Linked DNA regions of Homo sapiens: region 1 is linked to region 2. A link is an interaction called in ENCODE POLR2A ChIA-PET data of the cell type or tissue named here. Cell type or tissue: GM12878. All regions are shown on one strand.

Evidence for each region. Peaks named below come from ENCODE experiments on the same cell type or tissue, not always from the same donor. Only the 100,000 strongest peaks of a DNase experiment are listed, where the experiment ranks them.
Region 1: POLR2A ChIA-PET joins it to region 2 with 6 read pairs; 3 of 35 experiments call an interaction of 5 or more read pairs at or near these places.

What each region holds. Positions count from the first base shown.
Region 1 is chr11:110,157,718-110,160,217 of GRCh38, reverse strand. It overlaps ZC3H12C (zinc finger CCCH-type containing 12C), which reads right to left. Exons shown (of 6, transcript NM_033390.2): 4 at 728-962. Among named protein-coding and RNA genes, the nearest start is that of ZC3H12C, 66 kb to the right of the region's middle. In GM12878, no CTCF peak of the experiment used is centred here; no DNase peak of the experiment used is centred here.
Region 2 is chr11:109,969,863-109,972,362 of GRCh38, reverse strand. LOC105369484 (a long non-coding RNA gene) reads right to left here. Exons shown (of 3, transcript XR_948004.2): 2 at 1-37. Among named protein-coding and RNA genes, the nearest start is that of ZC3H12C, 120 kb to the left of the region's middle. In GM12878, no CTCF peak of the experiment used is centred here; DNase peaks (open chromatin) are centred at 102, 1,067 and 1,532; H3K4me3 peaks cover 501 bases; H3K27ac peaks cover 2,050 bases.

The DNA.
Region 1 (2,500 bases), 190 kb before region 2:
CACTCAGGACAACTTCCCGTCCTGCAAGCCCCATTCATGGTAAGTGCCCTACAGAGACATACCATTTAGAAATCTTTTATACCATATTTTATGGTATATATACCTCTTCAGTGTTTAGGTATGTTTAGATATACAAACATATCATACCATCGTATTACAGTTGCCTACAGTATTCAGTACAGTAGCATGCTATACAAGTTGGTAGCCTGGAAGCAACAGGCTATATGTACCACATCGCCTAGGCGTGTAGTAGGCTGTTCCAGCTGGTTTGTGTAAGTACACTCTATGATGTTCATACCCACAATGAAATCGCCTGAAGATGAATTTCTCAGAACGTATCCCTGTTGTTAAGCCAAGCATGGCTTATTTAGTAAGCTATCAGTGCTCTAAATTGATTTTAAAAGGCAGTCCTTTGAGGGTGAAGATGGGAATTTCCCCAGTGTCTGTTTCCTCAGGTTCTCCAGACATAGTCTTAGAAGACTTCCTCTACCTTAGGTGTTCTATGAGTGACTTACAGGGAAAGGTGGGGCCTGCCACTCACACCGGGCCTCCTCTGGCAATGATTCTGCAGTTTTCCTGACTCCCACTGAGGATCAGTGGGGAGATCAGTTGTTAGAAACCTGTGTGAAGTCTGGACAGTGGCAAAAAGAGAATTCTGTAGCAGCTGCCAGGGATAGTTATATTTTTACAGAAGCAGTATCATTGGCAAGTAAATGGTTTTACTTACTTGTCATTGACAAATGAATACATTAATAATCGTTCATCTATGAACTTCTTCCATTCTGGCTTCTCATTAGCCAAGTCCCTGTAGTTATCATTGGACACAATGATACCGTCCGACTCAAAAGCCAGCTTCACGATGAACCTGTCGTCATAGCACACCACTCTCCTCCCCTGGACTCGCCGGGATGGCGTGAACACCAGGATTTTCTCCTTCTCTAATTTACGTAAAATTTCCTGATCTGCAAGAATAATGACGGTAGGATGGCAGAAAGTAAATACATAGATAACACACATGGCAACTTTCATACAATGTGAAACTCTAAAACATAAGCTGTATATATGAAATCCTTTAATTAGGGATTATGATTTAATTTGTAGATACAGCATCATTTCCAACTCTCAATAGTATTTTTCCTTCAGGAATTTTAATAATAAAGACTTTAAAACTAGTTAAAAAAATACGAACAGTATAAAATTGAACCATGACTGGGCAAATTCTGACTGTCATTATGTGAAGCTTTTGCTTAAGAGCTGGAGTCATCACACGACCACTATGGACACAGCTTCTTCCACGTTCCTACTTGAATGCCATTCTAATAAAGCAGCTGTATGCTGTGTGGGGTTCAGGTGTGAGCAATACATTTTTTTCCTTTTAAGTTTGTTTGCATACTTCGTAATTATTTTCTTCTAACTAGTGGGAGAGTATGAAAGGAAGTAGAAGTTGTCCAGGTAGCAAAGAGAAAAATCTTTAAATGCAGAAAGTTCAAAGAGAGAGAAGGCAGTGAGGTCACAAGTGTTGTTATAAACATGGCTACAATATGCCCCATGACCTTTCTGTGAGACATGGTGACAAATGCCAGCATTCTTGTGGGGGTCAGACTGAGTAAAAGATAAGAAGTCATCATGTGGAGAAAACATCTGCTGATTAGAAAAGGCCAGGTAGAGATATGCTCATTTTGTCTGTGGTTGGATTTTTTTTTTTTCTGTGACTGAGTCTTGGTCTATCGCCCAGGCTGGAGTGCAGTGGTGTGATCTTGGCTCACTGCAACCTCCGCCTCCCCGGTTCAAGTGATTCTTGTGCCTCAGCCTTCTGAGTAGCTGGGATTACAGGCGCCTGTCACCACGCCTGGCTAATTTTTGTATTTTTATTAGAGACAGGGTTTCACCATGTTGGCCAGGCTGTTCTTGAACTCCTGACCTCAGGTGATCCACCCGCCTCAGCCTCCCAAAGTGCTGGGATTACAGGAGTGAGCCACCGTGCCCGGCTGGTTGGCATACTCTTATAGCACTTTGTAACTCTATTGACTTGTTTTGTGATTTAAAAAAGGGTACTAGAGTTCATATGTTAATCAATGATAAAAATTCTCTTTCAACCATCCTTTCCTTCTACTTTTGCTCCTCTGTCCCCCATTTTCCCACCATTGTAAGTTCTGGCACAGAGTGCGGGGCACAAACCTACAGATGTCATGATTTTTTTTAAAAAAAAGCTCACTTCTTCTCAATGCTTATTAACTGGACTTACTAAGTTTTTTTCAATCCATCTCTGCAACGGATGATTATTACATACCTTCCTGGTATTGTGCCAGGTGTAACAGCCATCAAGATTAAAAATCACCTCTCCAAAGGAGCCTCAGTCTGACTGCACTGGACAAACACATAAGCCAGGTAAGCAAGGGTTGTAACTGCCACAGCAGAAGTGTGAGCTGGGTACAGATGGAAGAGTGACACGGGTCAGCTCTAATCCTGGCATACAGATTGATGATGCTCCTGACAGATG
Region 2 (2,500 bases):
ATGTCTCAAGCACCCTCTATGCGATGGTCCCAGGAGTCTGGGGAAGGAGAGTAGCACGAAGCAGAACTATCAACTGCTGAGCCAAAAAGGCATGCACTGTGACACTTGAATTGCAGCTGCTTTAGAACCGTACCTAAAAATAGCTCCAGCTCAATCTGCAGAAATTCTGACCTTAATGGATATGCTCGAGTTCAAGAAAGATGATTTATTCTTAGATCTTTATAACCAACTGCGAAGGAAGTCTCAATCTCAGCAACATCAGTGATTACTCCTAATAATATCTATCTCCCAGACACATGCTTTGAAGATGAAATGAGACGATACAGGCAAAACAACACTGATTGCAATTCAGATATTTACTGGTATGGCTCATTATTCTTATATATTCAAGAGGTACAGTGGGTGCTTTTACATTTTAATAAGGAATACTAGATACCGAGTGAGGCCCTCCCCTCACATCCACCAAATTGATCACTGCAGTGTTTGCATCAAAATAGCAGTATCAGTATCAAAATAATCAGATTTTGAATGCCTCAGAATACCCAAAGCATCCACTTCTAAATTGCTATTTAAGATGAATGCTCTACCTTTTATATTGCATTTTTGAAACTGAGTCAATCAGAAAAGTACTTTGATGTTGTAAATACCTACACATCAGCTCATCTGCTTTTAAATTAATCAAAATATTTAGGCATCTTCACAGAAATTTCTCATATTCATAAAACAAGGCAATAGTTATTTACTTCCTGGCATGGTAATATGTTTTGGGCAATCTCTGTTTGACTTGCATAAAAGGAATAAAAGCTAGTTTCATGAAACTCCATTGTCAGAATAATGAATGTTTTAAAAATACACTATTCAAAGCCTGCTCAACTCTCTTCCTCAGGCTATGGAGAATGTTTCTCCAGTGAGTCTTAGAAGGAAGGAAACCCTTCCTTCACCCCACTTCCTGTGCCTCCTTTAGAGCTGGGCTTGTAGCCAGAGTGAACAGAGAATGGCAAAACTGTTAAAAGGTTAACCGTCAACATGGCGTTCTCAGCATCTCTCAAAGGCACTTAGGAAACTAGTTGCAAGGAGATGAGTAGCAGCCAGAGAGCACCCCAGAGAGTACACTTGTGCTTATTATTCCACATGATTACATATTCAAATTGGTTTTAATTCCTGGGCAGCCATGGGGATGTTGGGGGAGGTGGGAAATAGCTTGCTGGAAAGGGGCAAGAACGGCGGAAGGAGCAGGTCTGGCATTAAAAATGTGCTGCAGATACTTCTCTAAGGCAAATGAGCCTCACGATTACGAATTTAGGCAACAAGGAAAGAGCTGTGGATCTAAAAAACGAGGTTGAATTTCCACGTGACATATGATAATCCCTTTCAATACATTAAGAATTCTACTTTGCATCAGCGTTACAGACTTCTTTTTCTTGAATCCTTCATAAAGGGCTTTAAAAAATTCTACTGTGGCCAGGTAAGTTAACCCATACCCATGCTGCCTTATAGATTCAAAAACCCCAGGGATTATAAGTAAATGTCTGTGACATTTTAGTCAGCTGGAGTTGGTGTTAGGAAACTTTTGAGGGTTCGTGGCTACAGATATAACCTTTGGCTGTCTTCACCAACTGTGGTTTTGAGAGGATTCACAGTGGTTACGTTTGAAGGTGTGGGCAGAGGTAGGGGAATTTGAAAAACATATGCAATTGTTTATTAGCTTTGTATGTTTGTAACCTTTCAATGGCACTTTCAAATAAAAAATACTCAGCATTTGAAAAGCCATGTTTTATTGCTAGAAATAGAATAAATGGAATATAAACATAGATAGCAGTGAGTATAATCTATTTAACACACATTATAGGATTTAAAAATCCTAATCAAGTTTGCCATTTCATCCAGGAATCTGTAATAGAACCTAATTGAGATGTGTTGAGACTTGGGAGGATTAATCACAGGAGGATGGAACTGAATTAGGAGGAGGTGAGACTCGGAGAATGAAATGCAGCAGGGATTTCGAGGAGAGGGATTGGACTCAACACAGCATTATCTAGAAGGTTAACAACAGACTATGGCTGATAGACCATGTAATAGCAGGAGAACCCAACATAAGGGTGTGGGCAATGAGAGTTTTGACCAAGAAGAATTTCAGAGCAAGTGATATTCAAAGGTCTAAGTAGCTCTGTCCAATAGAAATATGTAGTTTAAAATTTTCTAGTAGCTATATTTTAAAAAGTAAAAAGAAACATATACAATAAATTCTAATAATATATTTCATTAAACTCACTATATCCAAAATATTATAACTTGTGGCACAGTGCCCAGTGGCCACAGGTGGCTATCATATTGAAAAGCACAGAAATCAATCAGTTCTTTGGCACCAGGTAAGTCTATCAGGTCAGAGGAAGACCAACATCATGACTGGATGGAAATGGGCATATTAAATGGACGTGTTAACTGGTAATTTGCAGAAGAGAAAGTATAAATGGTTAGACAGTTTATAAAATAATTTCCA